2 separate regions of the Mus musculus genome follow, and region 1 is linked to region 2. A link is a loop called in an ENCODE intact Hi-C map of the cell type or tissue named here. Cell type or tissue: left cerebral cortex. All regions are shown on one strand. Each heading gives the region's core, and the rest is flanking DNA. Links, peaks and the distances in the headings are about the cores only. Region 1 has its middle 44 kb from the start of Gm1698. Region 2 holds the start of Got1l1 (glutamic-oxaloacetic transaminase 1-like 1).

Evidence for each region. A loop is a pair of places that touch in the nucleus more often than their neighbours do. Peaks named below come from ENCODE experiments on the same cell type or tissue, not always from the same donor. Only the 100,000 strongest peaks of a DNase experiment are listed, where the experiment ranks them.
Region 1: a loop joins it to region 2, with 3 times the contacts of the local background. A loop is called at or near these places in 2 of 42 quality-filtered maps.

Annotation. Positions count from the first base shown.
Region 1 is chr8:27,622,317-27,631,236 of GRCm38, forward strand. No RefSeq gene overlaps it. Among named protein-coding and RNA genes, the nearest start is that of Gm1698, 44 kb to the left of the region's middle. In left cerebral cortex, for the core only: a CTCF peak has its summit at 4,040 (motif pointing left); a DNase peak (open chromatin) is centred at 4,034.
Region 2 is chr8:27,197,076-27,205,995 of GRCm38, forward strand. Got1l1 (glutamic-oxaloacetic transaminase 1-like 1) reads right to left here and starts at 5,472. Exons shown (of 9, transcript NM_029674.1): 1 at 5,297-5,472; 2 at 3,647-3,828; 3 at 3,158-3,269; 4 at 2,763-2,872; 5 at 2,435-2,527; 6 at 2,192-2,342; 7 at 1,318-1,483; 8 at 853-995; 9 at 384-606. The coding sequence starts at 5,411. The coding sequence ends at 464. In left cerebral cortex, for the core only: a CTCF peak has its summit at 5,227; a DNase peak (open chromatin) is centred at 5,337.

The DNA.
Region 1 (8,920 bases), core at 207-8,206, 420 kb after region 2:
ATCATGGCTCACACTAGAGCATGTGGGGAGTAACTCAGAAAGCTGGGTGGAGAGTCAGAGCACAGTTCTTCCCCCTAGTGGGATCATTTACCTCCTACTTATTCTCTTGGAAACCTCAGCTGCCTGTAGAGATGAGCTGCCTTCCTCTCCTTTTCTAGAGACTAAAAGTAATGCCCACATCTGTGTATAATGCTCTAGCCAAGACTCAAAGCCTTTGGCAAACATCAGCTCTGTGCACAGCTGTCTGAAGCCTGACAGCTATGTGTTTGAAGGAAGAAGGAAATCCAGGATGTGTTAGAATCAAATGTCAAGGATAATCTATGACTAAGAACAGTAGAAAAATGACTTAAGTGTGCTTCCTAGTTTCAAAAAGTACAATATTAAAATCATATCTAAATAATTATATGGACATATCTATATATATATGTTTTAAATATCATTTTCTTACATATCTTGACTACCACTCAAGAATACCTAGTGATACTTTTGGTATAGCATTGGAAATGTAAATGAGCTAAATACCTAATAAAAAATGGAAAAAAAAAAGAATACCTAGTGATGATCACAATTGATCACATCAAATATTACTTAAGCTAGAATCATGAGATTTTAAAATATATATATTCTGTATTGAATCCAAGGCTTCTCACACACTAAGGAAGGGTCTACCACTAAGTTAGATCCCACTGAGATCTTAATTAGCCCACAGAATTTCTTCCGATTATTCTTTCTTTAATACAAAGACCAAAACAAAGAAGTAAAGTTTTATTTCACATAGATTTTGGTCAATGGTAGAGCATATATAAGACAGTGGTTGCATGATGATTCTGTAGCCAGGGTTACATGTGGTATAAAAGCATAACTCACCAGTCTGTGATGAAGCTGTAATGAGTCAATTGTTCATCACATTAAAGCACAGGATATAGAATAAAGCATATAGCGTTACGCTGCTATAACCAACACTTGATAATGATAGGAAGTGGCCCAAGAACTGCTGTACTGCACACTGGATCATCATTGCAAAATGTGCTCCACATCCACTAAATATTCTTGCTGTCCTGTTGGAATTCACATTTAGCCCTGTCTAGCCAAATGCCTGGCACAATGTAAAACACACAGTAGGATCTTGGAGTAAGCTTGTTAAGATAGATAATTTGGTAATTAGTGTCACCGTGATTGTCCATATAATAACACCCAGGCAAAAGTTCCTAATTTTTGTGCAAGGAAAGGAAAGGGTGTGGGGGAAAAGTAGACATCATTGTCTGTTTTTCACTATGAACATAATGGTGTAGAATATAAGAAGACATGATGTTGACTCCTTGGGTCCTAGCCACCTGCTCCTAGCCACCTGCACCTAGCCACTTGCCGATGACTGATTATTATCTCCTGCCACTGGGGCAGTGGTGGCTGCAGAAGAGGCCCTGCAGCCCATCTTGTTCTGTTCCCCCCACCCCCTCAGAGAGCTGCAACTCTTTGGCCTCTCCTGCTGGGATAGAGTCCTGCAGATCCCGCTGGATAGTTTGTACTCCTTCAGAATAAGATGACCCGGGAGACAAAGACTTATCTTGACATTCATTGTAACTATAGAGTTAGTAAAATACAGTGGATATAACCAGATTTTCATCAAAGATCTCTGGAGGTCCCGATGGACATGTGGTCAGTGACCCAACTCCATGTGCTGACCATAATGTGCATAGAGTGCCCAGAACAAACAAAACCTTTTTCGCTATTGCTGAATTATTTTGTCTGAAAATATCTTTGTGTGAAATCTTCAAACTATACTATGTTACTGTATTTGTACAATATTCCCTCAGCAGTAATCTAATCAAATGCACAAAAGGAAAACATCACCGCAAGAAACCAGTTTGAGATTTAAAATGACATCATCCCTCAGGTGCTCAGCAGATAAACCAATAGTGGTTGTGTCATATGCAGACACTTCATGGGAATTATAGGAAACATATGAATTAAGACTTTATTCTGGAAGAGACAGGAGCACATGTTTAACTAAGTTAGCAAAATCAAGGGTATTGGTCCCTGTGGAGGGATGGAGTAGATCCAGTCTTGCCCTGACTCCTCCAGTATTTGTTGACTTGCTTTCTTGGGCTGTTTGTAGACTTTCCCCAAGTGTTTGAAAGGCAGCTTCTGATGGCCACAGAACACACCCTGTCAACACTATCATTCCAAAATAAGAACAAGAGGCCACCCTTGTTGGTATCAGGAATCGATTTGGCAGATTGTCTCTGAACTCAGTGACAGCACTCGTAGTCAACAGAGACCTGCACATCTGCTGTCATGGCAATCACATACATTCCTAGAGCCCACTTCCCACCCTTACCCTTACCCGTTAGGGGTTATGTCACAGCCTAAATAAAAGACATACTCTTCCTGACCTTTGCCCCTCTTCCCTTCTTTCTCTCTTTTCTCCTTTTGTCTCCATTCTGTCCTCCAATAAACCTCTGCCACATGGAACTGCACTGTCCTGGTGTGGTCTGTCAGGTTGCAAGCCATGATTCCAACACAACAACCCTACTCAGCTCCAAGGTCCAAAGTCTTGGGAGGAAGAAAATCCTATAGTACACAAAGTACTACCAAGACATTTTTTTTTTGTTCCAGGCTCCAGTGTCATTAGCAAGGAGATTTTATTAGCCCTGTTTTCATGTAAAACTTTGATATTTTCTTCTTTTAATGTACCAATTTCAGTCTTCACAATCTTTGCATCCTATAGGTCTCAAATTGTACTCAGGTACTTTTACCTATAGATGTAAGGATTTGAAAATTCCCTCCGAGGTGCCCACTCACCTTCTCCTGTTTATTTGGCCTAGGACCCCCACCCATATGATGGTACAATTTACATTCTCTCTATTAAATATTCCAGGGACCTCCTTCATAGACAAACTTAGAAGTGTGTTTCCATGGTGACCTGACGTTGCATCAAATTGCTAAGAGGTTAACCATCACACATCCTTTGGGCTGAAAAGTACTGCAGACTCTTACACATTGGGATTCTAAATGCTTTAGTTGGAGCAGGCTGGGTGCTAGATGGCACATAATAGAAAAAATAAAACCTTTTCTGCATCCAGGTTTTGTGAAGCAAATTTATGTCCCCTCCCCATGTACCCACATATATTCCTATTTCAAAGATCAACGTTACCTCTGTATTGCTCTTCTTTATACAGCAGGGAGAGTAAACTCGAGCAGAAATCTTGAAAGAATGGGGAAACCATTTGCTCTAAAGTGAACAGGTTGCTTTTTGTTTGTTTTGTTTTATTTTGTTTTCCTTCATAAGGTTTGGAGTTACACAGTGTGTGTGTGTGTGTTTTGTGTCTGCCTTCTTTCACTTGGCATAATTATTTTGAGATTCTCCAACACTCTGCATATATTAGAACTCCATTCTTTCACATTTTTTTCTATTCCTGAGTTGTATTGCACTGGATGGATATGCCACAACTTATTTGTGCATTTGTTGGTGAACATTTGAAATTATTAAAATTTCGTGAATAAAGCAAAACACCTCTGTTCTTGCATTTTCCAAAATATATACACTTAGGGGTTGTGTTATTTCAGGTGAAATAAATTATTTGGCTTTTCAGAAAGGCAAGAGGGTAAAATAAGAAATATGAAGAAAAGGATAAAGAAATGAAGGTCAAAACACATAGGATTTAAAATGAAACCCATGGTTCTTAGAGCCAGAGAAAAGTGGGCTTGGAGGGAGGCTCTGTGTCTAGTCATATCTGGATAAATGAGCACATCTTTACAAACATCAAGGTTTCTATTAATGAGGATGCCACCATACAGTGTTGATGAGATTACTAAATTCTATGAGATGACCCATGGGAAGTGCACAGGAACTGCTTAATAATTGGTGGCTCTCACACCTCCCCGGGATAGGGAAGAGCAGGCTGGAGGAACTCTCAGATTCCTCAGTCATATCTTCCTTTGGGACACACTTGGCTCCTAATGTTCTCCAGATTCAAATTCCCACACCAGCTGCTCTCTACCCACCAGACCTGTGGAGATTGAACAATGCTCTGCTGCCATCCTCTGGCATGCTTAAATTTACAACTGCTGACTGCTATTTAAGACAGTCTCACATCAGAGCTCTCAGGAATGGACATGATAGACTTTAATACAGTGAACATTGGGGAATGGGATGTCACGGGAGAAAAAGGGTTTGCTTTGTGAGAAATGAAAGTTGTTGAGTTTGATACCACGCTGAAGCTAAGAGATTAGACCATGTGTTGAAGACTCTTCTAATTTATTCCTTGGATTCTATAAAATACATTTTAGAAACGATTGAAGTTTGGCATAGCTACAAATACATTAGCAAAATTTATAATTATATAAAAATCTTTTCGGGAACCTGAGACTGCGGTACATAGGGAGGCAGACTACCCGGGCCTGACCTGGGGCACAAGCCCCTTCCGCTCCACTCGAGCCCCGGGTTACCTTGCCAGCAGAGTCGCCTGACACCCACAAGGGCCCACACAGGATTCCACAAGGGATCCTAAGACCTCTAGTGAGTGCCTCCAAGAAGAAGCGGGAGAGAGCACATACTAGCAGCTTGACAACACATCTAAAAGCTCTAGAAAAAAAGGAAGCAAATTCACCCAAGAGGAGTAGACGGCAGGAAATAATCAAACTCAGGGGTGAAATCAACCAAGTGGAAACAAGAAGAACTATTCAAAGAATTAACCAAACGAGAAGTTGGTTCTTTCAAAAAATCAACAAGATAGATAAACCCTTAGCTAGACTCACTAAAGGGCACAGGAACAAAATCCTAATTAACAAAATCAGAAATGAAAAGGGAGACATAACAACAGATCCTGAAGAAATCCAAAATACCATCAGATCCTTCTACAAAAGGCTATACTCAACAAAACTGGAAAACCTGGACGAAATGGACAAATTTCTGGACAGATACCAGGTACGAAAGTTGAATCAGGATCAAGTTGACCATCTAAACAGTCCCATATCACCTAAAGAAATAGAAGCAGATATCAATAGTCTCCCAGCCAAAAAAAGCCCAGGACCAGACGGGTTTAGTGCAGAGTTCTATCAGACCTTCAAAGAAGATCTAATTCCAGTTCTGCACAAACTATTTCACAAAATAGAAGTAGAAGGTACTCTACCCAACTCATTTTATGAAGCCACTATTACTCTGATACCTAAACCACAGAAAGACCCAACAAAGATAGAGAACTTCAGACCAATTTCTCTTATGAATATCGATGCAAAAATCCTCAATAAAATTTTTGCTAACCGAATCCAAGAACACATTAAAGCAATCATCCATCCTGACCAAGTAGGTTTTAATCCAGGAATGCAGGGATGGTTTAATATACGAAAATCCATCAATGTAATCCATTATATAAACAAACTCTAAGAGAAAAACCACATGATCATCTCATTAGGTACAGAAAAAGCATTTGACAAGATTCAACACCCATTCATGATAAAAGTTTTGGAAAGATCAGGAATTCAAGGCCCATACTTAAACATGATAAAAGCAATCTACAGCAAACCAGTAGCCAACATCAAAGTAAATGGAGAGAAGCTGGAAGCAATCCCACTAAAATCAGGGTCTAGACAAGGCTGCCCACTTTCTCCCTACCTTTTCAACATAGTACTTGAAGTATTAGCCAGAGCAATTCGACAACAAAAGGAGATCAAGGGGATACAAATTGGAAAAGAGGAAGTCAAAATATCACTTTTTGCAGATGATATGATAGTATATATAAGTGACCCTAAAAATTCTACCAGAGAACTCCTAAACCTGATAAACAGCTTCAGTGAAGTAGCTGGATATAAAATAAACTCAAACAAGTCAATGGCCTTTCTCTATACAAAGAATAAACAGGCTGAGAAAGAAATTAGGGAAACAACACCCTTCTCAATAGTCACAAATAATATAAAATATCTTGGCATGACTCTAACTAAGGAGGTGAAAGATCTGTATGATAAAAACTTCAAATCTCTGAAGAAAGAAATTAAAGAAGATCTCAGAAGATGGAAAGATCTCCCATGCTCATGGATTGGCAGGATCAACATTGTAAAAATGGCTATCTTGCCAAAAGCAATCTACAGATTCAATGCAATCCCCATCAAAATTCCAACTCAATTCTTCAACGAATTAGAAGGAGCAATTTGCAAATTCATCTGGAATAACAAAAAACCTAGGATTGCAAAAAGTCTTCTCAAGGATAAAAGAACCTCTGGTGGAATCACCATGCCTGACCTAAAGCTTTACTACAGAGCAATTGTGATAAAAACTGCATGGTACTGGTATAGAGACAGACAAGTAGACCAATGGAATAGAATTGAAGACCCAGAAATGAACCCACACACCTATGGTCACTTGATCTTTGACAAGGGAGCTAAAACCATCCAGTGGATGAAAGACAGCATTTTCAACAATTGGTGCTGGCACAACTGGTTGTTATCATGTAGAAGAATGCGAATCGATCCATACTTATCTCCTTGTACTAAGGTCAAATCTAAGTGGATCAAGGAACTTCACATAAAACCAGAGATACTGAAACTTATAGAGGAGAAAGTGGGGAAAAGCCTTGAAGATATGGGCACAGGGGAAAAATTCCTGAACAGAACAGCAATGGCTTGTGCTGTAAGATTGAGAATTAACAAATGGGACCTAATGAAACTCCAAAGTTTCTGCAAGGCAAAAGACACCGTCAATAAGACAAAAAGACCACCAACAGATTGGGAAAGGATCTTTACCTATCCTAAATCAGATAGGGGACTAATATCCAACATATATAAAGAACTCAAGAAGGTGGACTTCAGAAAATCGAATAACCCCATTAAAAAATGGGACTCAGAACTGAACAAAGAATTCTCACCTGAGGAATACCGAATGGCAGAGAAGCACCTGAAAAAATGTTCAACATCCTTAATCATCAGGGAAATGCAAATCAAAACAACCCTGAGATTCCACCTCACACCAGTCAGAATGGCTAAGATCAAAAATTCAGGTGACAGCAGATGCTGGCGTGGATGTGGAGAAAGAGGAACACTCCTCCATTGTTGGTGGGATTGCAGGCTTGTACAACCACTCTGGAAATCAGTCTGGCGGTTCCTCAGAAAATTGGACATAGTACTACCGGAGGATCCAGCAATACCTCTCCTGGGCATATATCCAGAAGATGCCCCAACTGGTAAGAAGGACACATGCTCCTCTATGTTCATAGCAGCCTTATTTATAATAGCCAGAAGCTGGAAGGAACCCAGATGCCCCTCAACAGAGGAATGGATACAGAAAATGTGGTACATCTACACAATGGAGTACTACTCAGCTATTAAAAAGAATGAATTTATGAAATTCCTAGCCAAATGGATGGACCTGGAGGGCATCATCCTGAGTGAGGTAACACATTCACAAAGGAACTCACACAATATGTACTCACTGATAAGTGGATATTAGCACCAAACCTAGGATTCCCAAGATATAAGATACAATTTGCTAAACACATGAAACTCAAGAAGAATGAAGACTGAAGTGTGGACACTATGCCCCTCCTTAGAATTGGGAACAAAGCACCCATGGAAGGAGTTACAGAGACAAAGTTTGGAGCTGAGATGAAAGGATGGACCATGTAGAGACTGCCATATCCAGGGATCCACCCCATAATCAGCATCCAAACGCTGACACCATTGCATACACTAGCAAGATTTTATCGATAGGACCCAGATGTAGCTGTCTCTTGTGAGACTATGCCGGGGCCTAGCAAACACAGAAGTGGATACTCACAGTCAGCTAATGGATGGATCACAGGGCTCCCAATGGAGGAGCTAGAGAAAGAACCCAAGGAGCTAAAGGGATCTGCAACCCTATAGGTGGAACAACATTATGAACTAACCAGTACTCCGGAGCTCTTGACTCTAGCTGCATATGTATCAAAAGATGGCCTAGTCGGCCATCACTGGAAAGAGAGGCCCATTGGACAGGCAAACTTTATATGCCCCAGTACAGGGGAACGCCAGAGCCAAAAAGGGGGAGTGGGTGGGTATGGGAGTGGGGGTGTGTGGTTATGGGGGACTTTTGGTATAGCATTGGAAATGTAAATGAGCTAAATACCTAGTAAAAAAAGTAAAAATAAATAAATAAATAAATAAAAATCTTTTCATCTGGTTACTAGTGCTACTTTCTACTTTGAAATACGTATTTATAGTAAAGTTGAATTTAAGTCATCTAAAACAGGAATGAGTGTGATCATCCATGTATCACTTATATTTTGCAAAATAATAGCTCTGTGTGTTGGGTATAGTGTCTAGTGTGAGTTTGTGTGTATATGTATGTTGTGTGTGTATGATGTGTGTGGTGTATAATGTGACTTTGTGTGTGTATGCGTGTTGTGTGAGTTTGTATGCATATGTGTGTTTTGTATATATGATGTGTATGGTATGTGGTGTGAGTTTGTGTGTGTATATGTGTTGTGCGTGTAAGATGTGTGTTGTGTGAGTTTGAGTGTATATGACTGCTTTGTGTGAGTGGTATATGTGGATATGCTATGTATGTGATACTTGATGACAACATGAGTGTATATGTCTGCTTTGTGTGAGTGGTATATGTGGATATGCTATGTATGTGATACTTGATGACAGCATGGATTGAGAAAGTCCATTTCCTCTAATTTAACAAAAGAAGGCTTGATAACTGTTACAGTGAACTGATAGAAAGCACATGGGGTATAGTTGAAATGAGTGATGTTGAAACATTCTGACATCTTGAGTTTATGTTCTGGTTGTCCAGAGCACTGAACTGAACTAAAATGCCACATTGTGTTAAGACTTCACAGATGCACATGAACATGCTAAAAGGGAATATGGATAGAGGTAGCATCTTCATAGGTTACAAGGCATTTCTTCAATTTTTTATTTTATTTTTCAGATACAAGAATCA
Region 2 (8,920 bases), core at 517-8,516:
CATGAAATTGTAGGCCAACTTTTTGATCTCTCAAGCATGACTGACATATTAGGGAATGTCTCCAGCACAACATAGCTCCTGTTTCTAGAAGAAACAGCAGATTAATGTTTCAACTACACACACACACACACACACACACACACACACACACACATGCACACCACTAAATATCTACCAACTTCTGTTTGCTTAGTTACTAGCCACTTGGCTAGGAACTAAACCATGTCCTATGAGGGTAATTGTTCTTACGCTCCCCTCCATTGCACCCCAATCTCCTGGGGTTGGAATTTAGGGCTCTATGTATGCTCAGCATGAGTTGCACTGAAGTCCCCTGATCTACTGAGGCCAGCACATTGCACAGAAAAGGAGAACATAGCAATGAATAGTTCCTCCAGGATTTTTATTTTCAAAGACAGCGTAAAGCTTTCGTTCCAGTCAGGGGCAGTTTTGAGCAGACACCCTCTCAGCCCTCTGTTAGCATCACGGCCTCATGGATGCTCTGAGTGATGTAGTCTATATTCCTGGCATTGATGCAGGTGAAGTTGATCCGGCTAGTTTTGGGCAAGTAGATATGTTTCTTCTTGACCAGAAACTCCACCTGTTGATCTGTGACAGTCACAGAACTCAGAATTCCTCTCAAGACCATGGGGGAAGAAATACATAGGATAAGAAGTGTCAGCATATGGGGGGAGGGATCCTATAAAGGTCTCTGAAAGCAGCCCCACTTCTACAAGGATGTCAAGAGGAAATCCCGCAGCAAAGCTGGGGACTGCTCAACTACTCCATGCAGCTCAGTGTGAAGACACAGAGCTGAGGTCAGGAAGGGGAGAGTCTCCCCATTCTCGAACTTACAGGTGAGTCCCAGATAACCATGGGTCCCGCTCTGTCGGGTGATGTGATCCCACGACCCAGGGGTCCCTAGGAGCCGCAGCTTCTCCTTCACTTTCTCCTTGATCAGCATCATGTTCTCCACCACACCTTTGAGACTCTGCTTCCTGCCAAGGAAAGAGCAGGAAACTGGACTGCAAAGGCCTACTTGCCTTCCAGCTTGTCTCCCCTCCTTCCCATCTTTCCACAACAGGACACGCGTCAGGAAACACACGGCTGGAACCTGGTTTCTGTGGTGCCTGTGGTGGGAAGGAGGTTTGATTCTGCCGTCCTTTGGGTTTTAAACATCTCTGAAAGGCCCGTGTGTTAAAGGCTGAATCACTATTGAATGTCTGAGAGAGTTAGGTCATTGGGGACTATAAGGAGTCCCGTTCCTAATAATTACACGCCCTTGCCACCCACGCCCGCCCAGACCCTCTCACCCTTTACCATTCTCCAAACAGAGCAGGGTTGCAGAGGATGGAGGTGATTATCCGAGCACCCGTGGCAGGAGGGTTTCCCCACAGGGCCTGGACATAATCCATCAGCTGGGAGAGGACACACAGCAGGTGCTGGTTGCTGAGGGCAGCCACTACTAGGATCCCCACTCCTTCATCTGCAGCATGGAGAAGACAGCCTCGCCCTCAGTTTCCTCCTGTGCAGAATCTCACCTACACCCTTCCCTCTGACCTTGAAGAGAAAGGGTTAAACTACGGAGCCACCAGCTCAGCCCTTGAAAGGTGGTATTTGGCCCCAAAAGTTATCTGGACCTCCTCTTGTAGAAAGAGTATCCATAGGCAAGGGTGTGTGCAAGGGAGGAAGAGCTTCAAGACTGTCAAGCATCTCCTCCTAGGCGTTCAGCCAAGGGGCAGAGGCTGGAGAGGGTGGAATTTTAAGTAGGACAGGTGTGGGTAAGTAACTGGGTTTAGTCACAGAGACCAACTAACTCCTAGTTCACTGCTGTTCTTTACTGCCTCCTGTGTGACTTCTCTGGAGTACTAGGCTCCTTACAGAGGGTAAGTGATGTCAAAAATATTTATCTTTTGGAGGAGGGATATGGGAAGGTAACGGGGAAAAATATGAGGAAGTACAGTGTCCGATGTCCGGTGTGTGTGTGTGTGTGTGTAAGAGGTAAGAGGGGATGGAGAGAGAGAGTGCAAGTGAGAGCGAGTGAGAGAGAGAGAGAGAGAGAGAGAGAACAGAGAATATTATAAGAAACCCATTGTTTTGTAAGCTTATTAAAAACAAACCAAACATTGCTTGCATGATAAATATGGCTTCAATTCTGCTCCCTATTTCTCCCGTCCTTCCACCCATAACAAACCATAAATGCCAAAATTCTTGGACAGAGATTGGCTGCAGAAGAACTCCAAGCCTAGGGACACAAAGTACTGTAAGATTTTGGTATCTTCCTCGAGGTCACCAGTGGATAAACCTTGACAGGGAATGTCAAAGAATGGGAATATCTGCTTGCTCTGAAAGAGAAGGGAGAGATGAAAAAGGCTGAGGCCCATGGGGGTGAAGCAGATGGGGAAAGAGGGGGCCGGTGGCCAGAAGCTGTGTTCACCTTAATGATGGACATCAGTTTCGTCCACTGATTCTGTGTGAACTTGCAATCAGTGATGTTCCCAATCACAAGGATGCTGCCGACCGGGATATGCTGCAGGAAGACATTAGTTGTCTTAGCAAGGTACCCACCTCTACCATGCAGAGATGACACCGGACATTTAGGGTGGAGACAATCTCTTGGGTTTGTTCTCACTAAAAAACCTGACAAATCTAAACCCAGCAGGGGTCCTGAGTGGGGGCAGGTGGGAGGTGGGGGGAGAGAGGGAGATGAGATCATAAATCAGGTCTGGGAGGAGATTCTGAGTAGGGGGTTATGAAGGCTCTACCTGGAGTACTTCCACGAACATGCTGGGGTCTGAGCAGAGATCACTGGCGTTCCAGATAGAGTACTCATAAACTATAAAGCCCATGTCCTGGAAGATGAGTCCACACTGTTCTGTGGGGACAAAGACCCCCACCATACTGTTCTGTGGGGACACAGACCCCCACCAGCTGGGGTCTGGGGAAAGTGGAGAAACGGAGGCAGGGATACCAGAGAGTGGGGTGAGGATCATTGACATATAGAAAGACAATAACAAGAAAAGGTTGGACGTAGTTTCGCATAGCCACCATTTTTCTCTTGGTAGAAAATGAGGGTAGGAGTAGAGATTCCGCGTGGGACAGGAATTGGGAACAACAGGGTGTGGGATCTTCTCCAGTCCTTGACCTGGGTAACACTTACCTTTTTGACATGAGACGATACAAACGATTTTCACATTCTTTCGCCACGTCTTGAGGAACTGAGCCCCAAGCTGGAAGGCTCCACTCTCACCAACGATGTGCACACCCCCAACCTGTCAGCAAGCAACACGTGGAGAGAATGTTGGAAAGAAGCAGCACACCCCAGACTAGAATTTTGTCTTATTTTTGGTGCTGGGGTTGAACTGAGGGTCTTATACATTTGGACCATTCCAGCCAGTCCTCTTCTCCCCTCCCCCCCTTTTATATTGAAATGCTCTATTTATAGTTTCCAAATCAGCAGCGTGCGTGAGTGGATGCAACTTAGTGACCAAACGAGGACTTGAGTTTAGATCCCAGCTTTGCCCCTCAGTACAAAAGGCTACGGACTTTCAGAGTCTCAGGAATTGCCTCTGTCAAGGTGGAGGCCCCTGCATGGTCCCTTGTGGGCTTTAAGGTCACGAAACCCTGTCTCTCTCTCTCTGGGTCTCACCCTTTTCTCCGCAATGGCTTCGCTGTGCTTTCCAAAGAGGAGTTCCAGAGAAGACTGGATGAATGATTTCAGGCCCACCAGGGGCAAGTACTCATAGTCCAGAGAGGGGTCCTCTGCAATCTGCAGGCGGGTCTTGTGCACCACAAGAGAAACCCAGGGATGGCCTTCTTCGGTCATGCAGACTGTGGAGAAATTTCAAAGGGAGCTCTGTATACCCCGCCGGGGCAGCCCACAAACCACAAGTCTGGCCCGTGTTTCTTGGTGATTTTCTAAAGCAGCCCGTGAAAGTTTACTTTTTTTTTTCCCCCTCCCCTCCCCTCTTTGTTGATTCATTCTTTACAGAAGACAGGGAGCTGTTAGTGACTGTGTTTCAAAACAAAACTAACACAACCACCAACAAAACCCACAGCTAAGTCAAGGCCCATATTTGTCACCCCTGCACTGGGTGGGGGTGAGGTGGAGGCAGGAGGATCAGTTTTAGGCAAGCCTGGTGCAGAGTGAGTTTCAGGTGATCCAGAGATGTAAGCAAGATAACCTCTCAAAGCCAAAACCAAAACAAAACAAACAAAAACAAAAAACAAAAACAAAAAAACCCCACAAACAAAACAGACAACAACAAAGCCAGCTGAAACTGTTTCATTTGAGTTTTAAAGGTTAAGATTTACATACAAAATGAATTAGGCATTTCATGATGTCAAGGCCTGATTTCTATATATGAAGGTCTCTGTCTGTCTCTGTCTCTCTCTGCATGTCTCTTCTTTGTCACCTTTTCTTGCCCTCTAGTATCAAGCACCCCTTGGCTGGCCTTGAACTTTCTATGTAGCTGAGAGTGCCCTTGACCATCTGATCATCCACCTCTCAGGGCTGAGAGCTCAGGCATGTGCCATGCCTGGTTTATTTGATAGGGAATTATGCAAGCCAGGGTGTGTGTGTGTGTGTGTGTGTGTGTTGGTCCAGTGGTTAAGAGCACAAACTGCTCTTGGAGAGAACTCATTCAGTTCTCAGCATTTTTGTCAGGCAGCTTAAAACCACGTGTAAATCCAGCTCTGGAGAGAAATCAATGCCTCCTGGCTACCGTCTCAAACACTTGCATGAATGTACACATGTATACTCTCTTTCTCTCTTTCTCTCATACACATACATACAATTAAAAAAAACGCAAACAGAACAAAACAAACACACAAACAGAAACCTATGAAGGGAGGAGAGAGAAGCAAGGTGGTGCCTCCAGTCCTCGGGAGGTGGAGGCAGGACCAGAATCTGCCCAAGATCATTTGCAGCTATTTTGTGAGTTCAAGGCTAGTCTAATTTACATGGGACTGTAAACAAAACAAAAGAACACCGGAGAGAACTGGGAGGAACTAGAGGGGATGAAGAAGCAGATTAAAAAAAAAAAAAAAAAAAAAAAAAAAAAAAAAAAGGATTGGGTGAGAAGGAAGAAAACTTGATTCCTCTCAAAAGTCCCCGACAGGTATGAGGTGACTCGGGTTGTTCACTGATCTTCTCTGCTCTGGGCAGTTCCCTTAATAAACGAAAGCCTTTCCAGCAGCAGAGACGTGAGCTATTCTTCAACCCTCCACTAGGGACACTGCCCACGTACAGCCAGTTGAAACGTAGAAAATCTTAAACCCTGAAATGACTGCCTCCTACCTTTGTAGGCCAGGAACAACTTGCTGGGATAGCCATCTTGCCTGTAGATCTTTAGTAAGCTGCCTTCTAGCTTCTGGGCTGTGGGTACATCCCTGAACACAGAAAGACTGGTCATAGTTGAGCACGTGCGGTGCCAATAATTTCAGGCCTCTTTCTTCCAGAACCTTGGCAGCGCTGATGCACGAGGCTATGGGGCAGTGAGTTGTCAGAGCAACAGAACCTCAGGACTCCCAGTCTCCAGGGTAGCAATGTTCAGGACGTACAGGAACATTCCATGGCCCTGGAGGAAAAGTGCCCAGGGAGAGCAAGCAACAGGGAAGAGTAAACAAACACATGGGATTCCCAGGCACTTCCTCCCAACTCATTGCTGGCTATAGCTCCCGAGCAATTCACCTGAAATAACAAGTCAGTCTCTAGAAAGCAGGACAAAGCTGTCAGCCAGTGAGCTAGACAGGGCTGCCCCAACAGAAGCAAACACCCTACGGCACACAGCAGCGTCAATCAAGAGCTCAAGTCACACTCTGATGCAAGTGTTCTCTTTTTTTTTTCTTCCATTTTGTTTTCATTTTTTTTTTTTTTTTTTAGGGAGCAAACGCCGAGTTTATCAAGAAACAGTTTTTAATATACATTTAAGGTGGGTGTGAAGGGAGGGCAGGCAGCAGGGACTGCAGAGACGGGATTGGTCAATGTATTAGGACCAGGTGACCGTTTTAATATTCGGATTTAAATGGACCATTTGTATCATCCACTCCAAAGCTCAACGGGGAACAGCATAGAAGTTAGGGAAAGAATGTAAGAGCTAGAGGAAGGGACAGGGACAGTTGAGATGAGAGGACAGGCGTGACATGGTCATTGCGCTCTCAAACTCCCAACAACCGTAATTACCTGCACAAGATAGGACTTTATGCTGGTCTGTTTTTCGTCAAGTTGAGGAAAATGCTTGAGAAAAGGCCTCCATGAGGCCAGCCCGTAATTAGGTCTGTAAGCAGGGCTGTGTGGCATTGTCTTGATAATGATTGATGTGGGAGGGGGCAACCCACTTTTGGAGGTGCCGTTACTGGGCCAGTGGCCCTGGATTGTGTAAGAAAGCAGAACTTTGGGGCTGGCGAGGTGGCTCCGAGGGTAAGGCCACTGACTGCTCTTCTGAAGGTCCTGAGTTCAAATCCCAGTAACAAACATGGTGGCTCCCAACCATCCATAATGAGATCTGACGCCCTCTTCTGAGGTGTCTGAAGACAGCTACAGTGTACTTAGATATAGTAATAAATAAATCTTTGGGCCGGAGTGGGCAGAGGTACTGAGTTCAATTCCCAAAAACAACATGACGGCTCACAACCATCTGTACAGCTACAGTGTACTCATATACATAAAGTAAGTAAATAAATTAATCTTTAAAAGCAAGCAAGCTTTTTGTTTTCTTCAGTTCCTGCCTTCGGGTTTCTGCCTTGCTTGAGCTTCAGTGATGGACTGTGATCTGGATATGTGCCCCCAAAACCCCCTTTCCTCCCCAAGTTCCTTTTGCTCATGGTCTTTCTCACAGCAATAGGCCACTAGCCACATGGTGTTGGCATATAACTGTTATCTGCTGTTGGTGTTAGATGTCTGAGGCAAAGTAGAAAAACAGAAGGCAGATAGAGACCAGTCTTACTGGAGCAGGCAGGACTGTTTATCTCAAAATAGCAAGGGACAGACACTCTTCTGCAGGAAGGGGATACTTGGAGCTTATATGAGAAGTATGGGGAATGGAAAGTTAACTGCAAAATGCTGGGGCTGTGTGCCTGCCTGCAGTTTCTCCCTCTGCACTTATTTGTCCAGACAAAGCTGTTTTATCTTTAGAAAATGTCTTTCCCAATATCAGGATGCAGGTGATGGAGGGTACCTGCATTTGGCAATGGCAGTGAGGGGTAGGGGCTGGAGTTTCAATGTAGGGACAAGGGATTTCAGCAAGACTTAGGGGAATGGAAAATCACCTAACACCAACAGCTCCGTTCTCAAACCATCTGGAAGCCTGTTCTCTAGTATTTCTTTGGAAGCTGAATCTCCAGTGGCAGACACAGGTGCAGGTACAGGTGTAGGTGCAGGTGCAGGTGCAGGCACAGGTGTAGGTGCAGGTGTAGGTTCAGGTGCAGGCATAGGTACAGGCACAGGTGCAGGCACAGGCACAGGTGCAGGTGGAGATGCAGGAGGGAGAGGACATGGGAACATCCTGGCTCAGTGAATAAATGCTAGAGGGAGGTCTTCTTCCTATGGCCTTGGCAGGGCTACCTGGCACAGTAAATACTAATACAGGAACACCACTGTCACACTTATCTTAGTTGGTTATCTTAACCTTTGAAATATTTATGAGAATTCAGGAAACAAAGCCTTGCTTTCTCAGTGTTAGGACAGATGGTAAGCTTCAAAAAAATTTCTTTCCTAATCTTCCTTTCATTTTGCATTTTAAGACCAGATATTGCTGTGTTTCATGCTGTCAATTCTCCTGCCTCCACCTCACCAGTGCTGGTATGTACTGACACTCACCAGTGCTGGTATGTACTGACATGCCTGCTCTGGAGGGGAATTTTTGTCTAAACCAGAGCTTTTTTTATGTATATATAATTTTTATTTATGCTCAAATGGCCTCTTATTTACCACACTATGTATTTAGAACCTGTGTGAATATTAAAGGATAAACAAAAATCTGATAATTCGGGTGCCATCACCGTGGTACAGCAAAACAAAATGTTTCATTTCATATCAGAAGTCTGAGCATACTAATACCAATATATTAAAAATGTGGGTTGGATTGGGCGTAGTGGCCTAAGCCTGTGATTGGGTTAGAAGAGAATTTATCTCAAAAGAAATAAATTAGAGGGGCTGGAGAGGTGGCTCAGCGGGTAAGAGCACTGACTGCTCTTCCCAAGGTCCTGAGTTCAATTCTTAGCAACCACATGGTGGCTCACAGCCACCCGTGATGAGATCTGACGCCCTCTTCTGGTGCATCTGAAGACAGCTACGGGTGTACTTACATATAATAAATAAATAAATAAGAAATAAATTAGAAGTATAGGCCTGAGTATGTAGCTTAGTGATGGAGTCCTTGCCTAGCACGCATGAAGTTCAAATTCTAAGTACTGCGTGAACCAGGCACGATGGCAAACACATTATTCTAGCTCTCTGGAAGTGGAAGTAGAAGAATTTTAAAAGATTCTGGTCGTTCTCTGCTGCATAGACTTAGATGCTGTTTTTTTTTTGTTGTTGTTGTTGTTGTTTTATGTTTTGTTTTGTTTTTTGTTTTTCTAGACAGGGTTTCTCTGTGTAGTCCTGGCTGGCCTGGAACTCATTTTGTAGACCAGGCTGGCGTCGAACTCAGAAATCCGCCTGCCTCTGCCTCCCGAGTGCTGGGATTAAAGGCATGCGCCATCATGCCCGGCTAGATGCTATTTTAATAATACAAAACAACAGCTCTTGTTCCTTGAAATGCAAAAAAAAAAAAAAAAAAAAAGAGAGAGAGAGAGAGAGAGAGAGAGAGAAACGAGGATTTCCTATATTACAATGTGAAGGAAGAGAAGACATCCAGCCCTGTTCAGTGAGGTGCAAGGGGCTGCACATTCAGAACACGCTTCGTGCTCCAACTTAACATTT